Regions from separate parts of the Homo sapiens genome. Here region 1 is linked to region 2. The links are chromatin contacts, found by Hi-C in ENCODE. All regions are on one chromosome and are shown on one strand. The core of a region is the stretch at or near the end of the contact, and the rest is flanking DNA. Distances in the headings are between cores, read along the strand shown. Region 1 overlaps ZNF644 (zinc finger protein 644). Region 2 holds the start of LINC02788 (long intergenic non-protein coding RNA 2788).

Evidence for each region. Hi-C counts contacts between places; a loop is a spot of excess contacts on that map. Pooled maps may share reads with other maps.
Region 1: a loop to region 2 is called in a pooled map, with 2.7 times the contacts of the local background. The contact joins the enhancer-like site here to the promoter of LINC02788 in region 2. A Hi-C loop is called at or near these places in 4 of 37 single-sample maps with no recorded cell type and 6 of 50 pooled maps.

The regions. Positions count from the first base shown.
Region 1 is chr1:90,958,432-90,964,073 of GRCh38, forward strand. The region is part of intron 2 of ZNF644 (zinc finger protein 644); the gene reads right to left. Among named protein-coding and RNA genes, the nearest start is that of ZNF644, 61 kb to the right of the region's middle. Within about 2 kb of position 1,345, at least 2 of the 41 ENCODE cell types and tissues checked have a DNase peak (open chromatin) inside an H3K27ac peak, as active enhancers do.
Region 2 is chr1:90,833,912-90,839,481 of GRCh38, forward strand. LINC02788 (long intergenic non-protein coding RNA 2788) reads left to right here and starts at 1,752. Exons shown (of 4, transcript NR_186594.1): 1 at 1,752-2,008. The region is part of intron 1 of LINC02609 (long intergenic non-protein coding RNA 2609); the gene reads right to left. RefSeq lists enhancers at 849-1,488, 4,756-5,280.

The sequences.
Region 1 (5,642 bases), core at 95-2,594, 120 kb after region 2:
TATCAAAATTCTAAAGGCCTTTTTGCAGGATTGTAAAAGCTTATCCTCAAACTCATATGGAACTGAACGAGTCCCTGAACAACAAAAACAGTACCGAGAAAGAAAAAGAAGGAGTACTCACACTCCCTGATTTCAGAACACTGATTACAAAACTATAGTAATCAATGTGGCAGTAGAAGCAGGGTAGACATACAGATCAATGGAATAGATTTAAGAGTCCAGAAATAAGCCCAATCGTCTATGGCCAATTCATTTCCAACAAAGTGCCAAGACCATTCAATGGGGAAAAGAACAGTCTTCTCAACAAATGGTACTGGGACAACTGGATAACCACGTGCAAAAGAATGAAGTTGGAAGCCTGTCTCACACCAGGTACAGAAACTAAATCAAAATGGACCAACAATCTGAATATAAAAGCTAAATTTGTAAAGCTCTCAGAAGGCATGGGTTGGATCCTCATGACTCTTGATTTGGCAATGGATTCTTTGACATCAAAAGCACGAACAGCAAAAAACAAAACAAACAAAAAACAGAAATTGAACTTTATCAAAATAAAAATCCTTTGTTTATCAACAGGTATTATTGAATATATTTGAAATATATTAATATCCAGAACACATAAAAAACTCAACAACAAAAAGACAACCTAATTTTTTAAATGAGCAAAGGACGTGAACAGATATTTCTCAAAAAAAGATATATAAATGACCAAGCCCATAAAAAGACGTTCAACATCGTGGTCATTAAAGAAATGCAAATCAATACTACAATAATACCACTTCATAACCATTAGAATAGCTTTAATAAACAAACGAAAAAACCAAAACTAACAATTACTGACATTGATGTAGAGAAACAGAGACCCTCATACACTGCTGGTGGGATAATAAGTATGGATAATAAGTTTGGCAGTTCCTAAAAGAGTTGAGCTAGATTACCATATGATCCAGCTATTCAATGCCTAGATATACATCCAGGAGAAATGTAAACTCATGTCCACAGAAAAACTTGTACACATATGTTTATAGCACTGTATTCATAAAAGTGAAATAGTAAAAATAACTCAAATATTCATTAAGGAATAATATGTAAATTGCGGTATATCCATACAATAGAATATTATTTAGCCACATAAAGAAATGAAGCACATGCTACAACTTGCCAAGTAAAAGAAGCCAGACACAAAAAGTCACATATTCTATGGTTTCTTTCATATGAAATATCCAGAACAGGCAAATATATAGAGACAGAAAGTAAAGGTTACTTTACCAGGTGATGGAAGGGGGCAAATAGAAAGTGATTACGTAATGAATACGCAGTGTTTTTATGGGGTGATGAAACACTTTAGAAACTAGAGAGCTAGTGGTTGCACAACAGTGTAAATACAGTAGTCCCTCATCTACAGTTTTACTTTTCACAGTTTCAGTTACCTGAAGTCAACCACAGTCCAAAAATATTAAATGGAAAATTCAGAAATAAGCAAGTTACAGGTTTTAAATTGCTATTCTACGGAGCTTGATGACATCTTGCACCATCCCACTCAGAGGGATATAAATAATCCCTTTGTCCAGTGTATATGTTCTCCACCCATTAGTCACTTAGTAATCATCTTGGTTATCAGATTGACTGTCATGATATTGCAGTACTTTTGTTCAAGAACCTTTATTTCACTTAATAATGGTCCCAAAGCACAAAAGTAGTGATACTGGCAATTCAGATATGTCAAAGAGAAGCTGTAAGCCGTTTCCTTTACATAAAAAGGTGAAAGTTCTCAATAAGAAGAGAAAAAAAATGCTAAGGTTGCTAAGATCTACGTAAGAACAAATCTTCTACTCGCTGAATTGGTAAGAAGGAAAAAGAAATTTGTGCAAGTTTTCCTGTTGCACCTCAAGCTGCAAAAGTTATGAACGTGGTGCATTTTAAGAGCTTAGGTAAAACAGAAAAGGCATTAAATGTATGGGTGAAAGACATGAACAGAAACGTGTCTGACTGACAGCAATAAGGTTTGGTACGACCTGCAGTTTCAGACATCCTCTGGCAGTCTTCAAATGTACACTCTATGGATAAAGAGGGACTACTGTTCACTAAATACCAATGAATTGTACACTAAAAATGGTTAATCGTATGTAATGTGAATTTTACCTCTGTTTAAAGAAAGCCAATCATAAAATGTCCCATGTCCTGACGACACCCAATCTAGGACACATTTCCACTTCCTTAGACCCTCTCCAAACTACTCAACCAAAGCCCAAATCCTGTAATAGGTTCCTTCTAATATCCTCTTAGTAAGACACCCTAAAGCTCCCTTTAGTGTGTGATCTCCCTCATTGCAACAAGTAAAAAATGTGCTCAACTACAGGTGTTCTTGCTAGTCTTTTTGGATGGAGGACATTGACAAGACTAACAATTTCTCAACAGAAACAGAAGGCAGAGAAAACAAAGGAGTAACATCCTCATTAAAAGAAAATAACTGCCAACTCAGAATCCTAAACAAGAATCATCCAAAAGTGAGGGTGAAATACAGAACATGACCAGACAACAAAAATGAAGAGAATTTCTCACTACAGACCTACACTAAAGGGTACAATAGAAAGTGTTCTTCAAAAACAGAAAATGGTCACAGATGAAGAAATGAAGATGGAGGAAAGAATAAAAAGCGATACAAGTGGTAAATATGTAGGTAAATCTATATAGCAAAACGATGATGACGTTTCATGGTGGCTAAAATATATATGGAATTTAAAAACACAAGAGTATAGTGGCAAATAAGTTGAGTAAGGGGTACAGTATGGAAGGAAATGAATAGGATTAAAGTGTCTTAGGTTTCTTGCACTGTCTGCAAAAACAAAACAATTAAATTAACAAATTATCAATCTAATCTAATTTACTTAATTTATTAACAGTTTGATTAAATTAGGTCAAGGGTGCATGCTGTGATCTCTAGGACATGAGGTCTGAAAAGTGTGAGTTGTGGGGCCCAGGGGGCATCCCTAAGACCTTATTAGAGGATCTTCAATAAACAAAACTATTTTCATAATAATACTAACACCTTATTTGCCTTTTCACTGCCATTCTCTCACAAGTGTACAATGGAGTTTTCCAGAGGCTATATAAAGTATGATATCTGAACTGAAGCAAGTATAAGAATCCAACTGTCTTCTATTAAGTGAGACATTAAAGAGATTTTTAAAACATGTAAAACAATGGTACTCTTCTCACTAAATTTTGTTCTGGAATGTATATTTTTCTCAAAATGCTGTTATTTATGTTAACATGTAATGGAATATTATTATATTAAAATAAACTTATAAACATTTAAAATTTGTTTAATTTCAAAAGCAGTAAATATTGTTCTCAACTGGAATCAATACACTTGGAAATGTCTAGAGACATTTTGGCTGTCACACTGGGTAAGTACTACTGGCATCTAGTGAATAGAGGCTAGGTAAAAACTTATGATGCACAGATAGTCTCCATCCAGATAGTCCACTGAACAGAAAATTATCTGGCCCAAAATGTCAATTGTGCCAAGGCTGAGAAACAATCTTGATAAAAGCAACAAATAACCTGACATAATCATATAAATAAAAGTTATTTTAAAAAGTTCAAAGGGATCCTGAGAAGAAAGAATTTCAGTCTGAGTGAGCTAAATAAATGGATAATTTGCCACTCATGAACTATAAGACCTAATATCATAAAGATGTTAACTGTATCTCAATGAATAGATTCAATTTTATATAACTGATATGAATAAAAATTTATGGAAAGCAATGAAACAAGAACAAGGTAGGCCTTAGTGGATATAAAGACATTATTATTATTATTATTATGCCATGTAATTAAAACACCATAGTGTTGGTGCTTTAGATAGACAAAAGTAGACCAATGGGGGAAAAAAACAGAGTCCATAAACAGACCCATATGTATATGGTCACTTTATTTATGCCAAAGCTGATACCACAGAGCAGTAGGGAAGTGATCTTTTTAATAAATGATGTCATATAAAACATACATTCACATGTAAGAAAAGGTGATTCTATGCCTCACACATTATACAAAAATCAGTTCTAGATAGAAGGTAGATCTAAATACATAATAAACAATATACAAAATAATAATAGTAAGTTCTAGGTAGATGGTAGAAAGCAAAATAATAAAGATCCTAGGATAATGTTTCTTAACCTCACCCACTAGTGACACCCTGGCTAGATGTTTGTTTTGTGCATTGTAGGATGCTTAGCATTCTGTACATTGTAGGATATTTAGCAGCACCACTAGCCCAACTCACTAGATGACCAGAGTACTCCACTCACTCAGTTATAAAAACTAAACATGTATTCACACTGCCAAATGTCCCACCCAGATGGTGGGAGATGTGTGGTTAGAGAGGAGGGAACTGCCTCTAGTAGAGAAGCATAGTTTCTGAGCCTAAGAGAATATCTTCATGTCCTTGGAGCAAGGAAAGACTTCTTAAATGGGACACAAGCAGCATTAACAATAAGAGCAAACAATGATAAAATGAACTATACTAAAATTAAGACCTTCCTTTCATTAACAGATAATATTAAGAAGGTGAAAGTCAAGCCAAAGTGGAATGTATATATTTTTTAAATGTAACTAACAAAGAGTCTGTATTTAGAGCATATAAAAACTCCTAAAAACAAAAGGAAAAGTACAGAAACTCCAATAGGAAAAATAGGGCTGTATGTATAAACCATATAGTTCCTATAAACCAGTAAGTTAGAAAGCTCAATAGTAATTTTGTTAAGGTGGTGAGGATAGGAGAAGAGACGTTGCAAAAATGGATACCCAAACAACCAGTACATTTATGAAAGGGTATTCAATTCCATTTGGATCAGGGAAATGCATCTTTCAGAAGACTAAAATTAAAGGGGATATTAATACCGAGTGTTAGTGAGGATACAGAGCAACAGGAATCCTCATATACTTGATGTGATTGATACAACCATTTTGAAAACAATTCATGTGTCATCTTCTAAATTTGAACATACATACACTGGTCAAACCAATGACCCAGATTCTAGTCTTGGTATACACCTAGTATAAATGTTGCACATATGCACCAAGAAACATGTACAAGAATGTTCACAGCAGCATTATTCAGCCCAAACCTCCTACAGTAACATGACAAATTGTGATAAAATTATACAAGTGAACCATAGCGACATCTGACAAAATTTCTAACTCTCAAACATAATGTTGAACAAAATAAGCTAGACAAAATAATACTTCTGTATATTTCTGAAAAATTTCAGAAACAAGTAAAAAAAAGTTATTTTCTTTTAAGTCAGGCAAGTGGTTAACCTGGGAAAGAAAAAACAGGGATAGTGACTGAGAAAAGAGACATAGGGGGTTTCTGGGTTGCTGGCAGTATTCTATTTCTCGATCTGTGGTGGTCATGGAGTGTTTACTTTGTGGTGATTCACTGAGCTGTACCCTACACTTCATGCATTTTCCTGTAAGTATTGTATTTAAATTTTTAAAAAGACACAGAGCACCATCTTTTATAGCTATATATGTGACCCTAGAAAACAATACATTACACAAATACCTTAACAATTATGGTATTAGATGTCAAGTGCTAGGCAGCAAAAATTATGTCTGGAACAAAATAACTTTCT
Region 2 (5,570 bases), core at 502-3,001:
GACTGACAGTTTTCTTTATAATTGGCCCTGATCTAGTAGGGTTCTAATAACCAGAAAATCCCCTCTGTGGGTCCAAAGGCTCTGGCGAATCGTCTCTCTTCTTTCCCTGGGCCATCTGTGGGCTGTGGCAAGCCACGTTTGTGGGAATAGAAGCTGCCTAATCTAAATGTTCAATAATGGTGTGAATATTCTATGAGGAGTGGAGTTAAGGACTTGAGGTAGCAGATTCTAATTACTGTTCATTTGCCAGAGTATCAAAGCCTAATTACTGTTCATTTTATGCTCCTGAGGAAAGGCGAAGTCAAAGCAGGGTTGTGCAGCCGCCCCCAGAGATCCCCAGTAAGCCTTTATCTGTCTTTCTGTTTAAATAGGTTGAGTGTTAGTATGTTAAATTACATCCTAGAAGCAAACAGATTCCACAAACAAACACCGTGATCTATGTTCTAAATAAAGAGTAGATGGCATTTGTAATACCTGGTTTATGCCTTCGCTCCTCTTTTCTGATTTATCTTTTTAATACGAGCAATAAATATCTGGGAGAAATTTAGTGAGCCATCCCTTTTCAGGCGGCAGTTCATCTTTGAAAGGATTTTCTCACCTCCTTCAACGGAAGTTTCCGCAGTCGCTATCTGCCACCTATTTGACAATTTCTGTCACCAATTAGCAACTAAATCAACATCAGCAAAAAACAAAAAGTGAAGATGCTTACAGTGCCTGGCTGCGTGTGTGCGGGCAGAGGCCCCACGCGAGAGGCTGGGGCTGCGGTGGGCGGCGTGTCTGTGGCGCACCCCTCTCTCCTGCACACACGGCTCTTGTTCGCGTGCGTACCCATGAGTGTGCTTCCCTATATATTTCTGCATGTATACATGCGTACATATTTCCTCCACCACATTAGGAGGCATCATATTGTTATCAATTCGCCGCAGCGCTCAGCAATAGATCAATGTGCCTGCCTTCGCAGGGAGGGATTGATGGGCCGGATTGAATTGTCTAGCTTTTCCTATCAAGAAGTTTGTCAGGTAATCTGCTGGCTGCAGTGTGAATTTACAAGCTGCAGACAACAACCTAATGAGGGAGCCAAGCTGTTAGGCGGGCTGCTCGCTCCATGATGAGATGCTAAATGAAAAGCTGGTGCGACACACGCAGTTTGTTATCATTCAATCTGCTTGAAACCGCAAACTGGTCATTATCCAGCCATTATTTTAGTTGATTTACAATCGCAGTGGATGAAGCAATTGCTGTGGCTTGTTCAATCCCCTGGCGGGAAGATGGGAACCAGCTTGTAATTTGCATTTACACGATCTGACTGAGCAGCTTATTAGATCTGGATATTTATTTTCCACTTAACCGATGTTTGATTACACTTTAATAAAGTACAAGAAAACTGTCTGGCTGCCTGCGTCTGATTGATCCTGCCGGGTGGTTTCTCTGGGATTTTTCGTAATGAAACAAGAGAGACCAGGGATGATGCATCTTAAGAAAGTGACAAAAACAGTTGACTATTACTCAGACGGGCTTTCGAGCAACGCGAGGAGCCGGCGCCGAGAGGCGCGAAGGCCCCGGCTCCTCAGCTCCAGGCCGCAGAAGCCCCAGGGCAGAGCCTAGACCAGCCCGGCGCCCCCACGGGTTGGGCCCACTTTCAAGCGGCGCCCGCGAGGAGCTCAGACAACGTCCAGCAGGAGGCTGAGAGGGGCGAGCCCACGGGGCTGGCCGGGAGAGGACCCTCGAGCGCGAGCGAGTGGCCTCGAGGCAGACGAGGAGCAACCCCCAAACCCCGAGCCCCAGGCCACCGAGCGCAGGAACTGGGGAGGAGGAGCGGTTTTCGCCCCTGGGGGCGTTTAGTCAGAAATGTTAGGAGAAGGTGCCTGAGGGAGGGGCCGCCAGTCGCAGCGGAGACTCCCCGTCCCCTCTCACCTCAGGGCTTCGGCGTTGGGGTCCGGCCTACAATCTCTTCTTCTGCCCAAGCGAAATCCAGGGGAGTGACACTGGAGGCGTCTGCACCCACAGGGCAGTGACGCGGGCCTCGACTGGGGAAAAGGGCGGAAGGGCTGAGTCCCTTTCCCTATTCCACCCATTTCCCGAGTATCTACCTCAGGGTTAGCCAGCGGCCCCCCAGCGCTTAGGCCAGCCTCGAGGGCAAAAGGCAACCCCACCCAGGCCGGTGAGGCGCGTCTTCGGGCGACGCCACCATCCAGGGTCCGCGGCCGCAGGGAGAACTCGCCTCCCCGCCCCGGCACGGGCACTGTCTGCGGCCACGTGCCCCGGAGGTCGCGGCCCAACCAGCCCCGCCGACTTGTTCCGCTTTCGCCCCAGCCCCCGGCGGGGCGGGGTGGACGGCATCCAGATCGGGATCCTGAACGCCCAGCGGGGCCGGGATCGCCTCCTCTCAGATGATCAGCCAGCGTCCCAAAACCGCTGTCGCGTCCCCTTGGTGTCTGGGTTGGGGTGGGAGAAGGCAGTCCAGGAAGAAGATACTCGTCTTTGGCCAAAAGCCGATTGAGCGGAAGTGAGAGAGACCGGGATTTGATATCAACTACCCGCAAGCCCCCCCACTCCAGGCCCCCTGATTGTTATGAAATGGGCCGGCAGGGTGCCCACTAGAAATCTAAATTACCCTTCCTCACTGGTGCCTGGAGTAGTCCTTTGGCCGCGCAGTAAACTAATGTTGCTTGCTTTCTCCTCCACCTTCCCTCATCAGTGTTTTCTCCAGATCTTACATAATGCTTAACCCAGTTGTTCTGACCTAAAATTAAAACATATCCCTTAACAGTGTTCCCAGACAAGGGTAACTATAGAAATTCTGCCTGGAAATAATGCCCTTTAGACTGAGGCTGTTACCTATACAAGTTGCTTTCCTGCTACTTCCTTCTGGAACAAGATGAAAATCCCCCAATAGAAGCCTGAAGTGACGGAAACTATTACTTCTATGCTGTTTAGTGCGAGGGAGAACAATAACAACAACAACAAAAATACTTCAACCCCCCCCCCCCAATTTTAAATTTTCTGATAACTTTGAACACCTTGGCATTTTAAAGATCCAGGTGGCATTTTATCGATAAGAGTTGTAATTGATACGAAATTTTACAAGTTCATTTCACCTTAACTGTCAATTGAGTTTATTTTCCTTAACCAAACAAGCCATTTCCTTAAGGTCATTTAAAACTGAATTTCTTTCCAGCACGCACCATATAGTTTGCTCATCCCTGTCTTGTTAAGGGACACCTAAAAAACAAATACTATTACATATGTGTGCATATTACAATCATGAGGCAGTATTTCAAATTAGCACTTTATTCAACTAAGGTGAGAGGGGTTTTGTTTTCATAAAATTGATTAACAAAATATGTTCTTACATATAGATAGCTTTTCTGAGATTAAGTACATTTTCAGTGAAATAAGCACGGACTGACTGAGGCTGCCTGGTGGCAGTAAGATTGTGGAGGAAAAGAGACAGTATTGTCAATGTATGTAATTTTCACCCTGAACACGGTGTGTTTGTTTTTTAATTTTCAATCCTCGTCCTACATTTGCCAAGACATCCACCTCTGCAATGGAGGGGCGTATATACAGGGTCTGTGGTTTTGAAACAGCACACAACTCTGTGCTGCAAATGGCTCTGATCTAAGGTTTAGGAATACCTGGGGCCTGGGGCGCTCCCTTGGTTGTTTGCAGTTCTGTAGTTCAGAGCCTCAGCCAACATGAGCCCCATAGACGAGCTCCGCAGGTGTCTTACACTCCAGTGTGGACAGCAACATTCCTGGCAGAGACTTGTGGGTTAGACAGTACCCCCTGGCATAGCACAAGAGCACGGAGTATGAAACAGTCCCAACTGTAGTAGTGACAGCCTCATCCTCCTGGACAAGAGAAGGAGCAAACGTCACAGATTTACCTCTTCTACATAAAACCAGTTGGTGAGGTTTTTACTTCTTTTCACTTTATGAAAACAATTAACATAGAAATTCAATACAAAACGTGTATCAAATTTAAAGACACAGAAATCACGAAACTCAATTTTTTAAATTAAGTACATATCACATTTCACATACAACACATGCCAGAATTTCCTTGTGGCAAGCGAATTCACTGAAGACCTGCAGTGCATCACATCACAATGTGGAAAACACAGATGTGACTTTCTTTCAGTCTAATTGCATACTACAGGAAATGTGGTTTCAGGTCAGTGTGACCTACTTGTAAATCTAGACTTATATGTCCATACCTGCCTATGTGCAACCCAGCCTATAAGATTCTGTTTCTAGGCTGGGCGTGGTGGCTCACGCCTGTAATCCCAGCACTTTGGGAGGCCGAGGCAGGTGGATCACCTGAGGTTAGGAGTTCGAGACCAGCCTGGTCAACATGGTGAAACCCCGTCTCTGCTAAAAATACAAAATAAGCCAAGCGTGGTGGTGCATGCCTGTAATCCCAGCTACTCGGGAGGCTAAGGCAGGAGAATCGCTTGAACCCGAGAGGCAGAGGTTTCAGTGAGCTGAGATCGTGCCATTGCACTCCAACCTGGGCAACAAGAGTGAAACTCCATCTCAAAAAAAAAAAAAAAATATATATATATATATATATATATAAAGGAATATATATATATATATAAAGGAATATATATATATAAAGGAATATATATATATATATGTATATAGTGTTTCTAAAATTAAGAAAAAAAAAGTATTTCCTTAGTTATGCATTTTTTTTCTCACCATGGGCTTTGGGTGAGCTGTTTTTCTACTGTCCTAAAAGTTTTTCCCAAGTCTCTCTAGGGCCAGGAAATTAACACAAATTTGATCTGAGATGCTAATGGAAACTTTCTGCTTGGGACCTGCCTACAGACCACCTTTCCCACATTGAAACTAACACACTTCTGCTACACACTCCTGCTATAATAAGAGCAGTAGGCATTTGGGTAGAGCAAAGAATTCTGTGGAATAAGGGTGGGAGCAGTGGGGATGAGGGGATGGGGAGATCATCAATACATAACATATACATAACAAGAGACAACAGGAAAGAATGCAGAACCAGAGTCTGTTCCCAATGTTTAAAGAGAACCTCCCCCAACTCCTTCTCAAGTCCTGACCATAGGGAGCAGGTCCTCATAGCTCACACCTATTTTCTGGAGAGCACAAAGGCTGAGGGCATCATTCAGATTCTGGTGACCTGCAACCAATACAATATTTGTGGAATGGGAAGTTCTGTCCTAACCCTGGAAACAAAATAGAATTGTAGTCTCCTAAGCAGGCAGTCACTGCCTCCAAACCTCTGCGCCCAGAATCTTGAAGGAGAAGCTTCCAAATTTCGCCAAGATGGCTCAGCACGCCCGTAATCCCAGCACTTTGGGAGGCTGAGGTGGGCAGATCACTTGAGATCAGGAGTTTGAGACCAGCCTGACCAACATGGCGAAACCCGGTCTCTATTAAAAATACAAAATTAGCCCAGTGTTGTGGCAGGCACCTGTAATCCCAGCTGTTCGGGAGGCTGAGGCATGAGAATCACTTGAACCCGGGAGGTGGAGGTTGCAGTGAGCCGAGATCATGCCACTGCACTCCAGCCTGGGTGAGAGAGCGAAA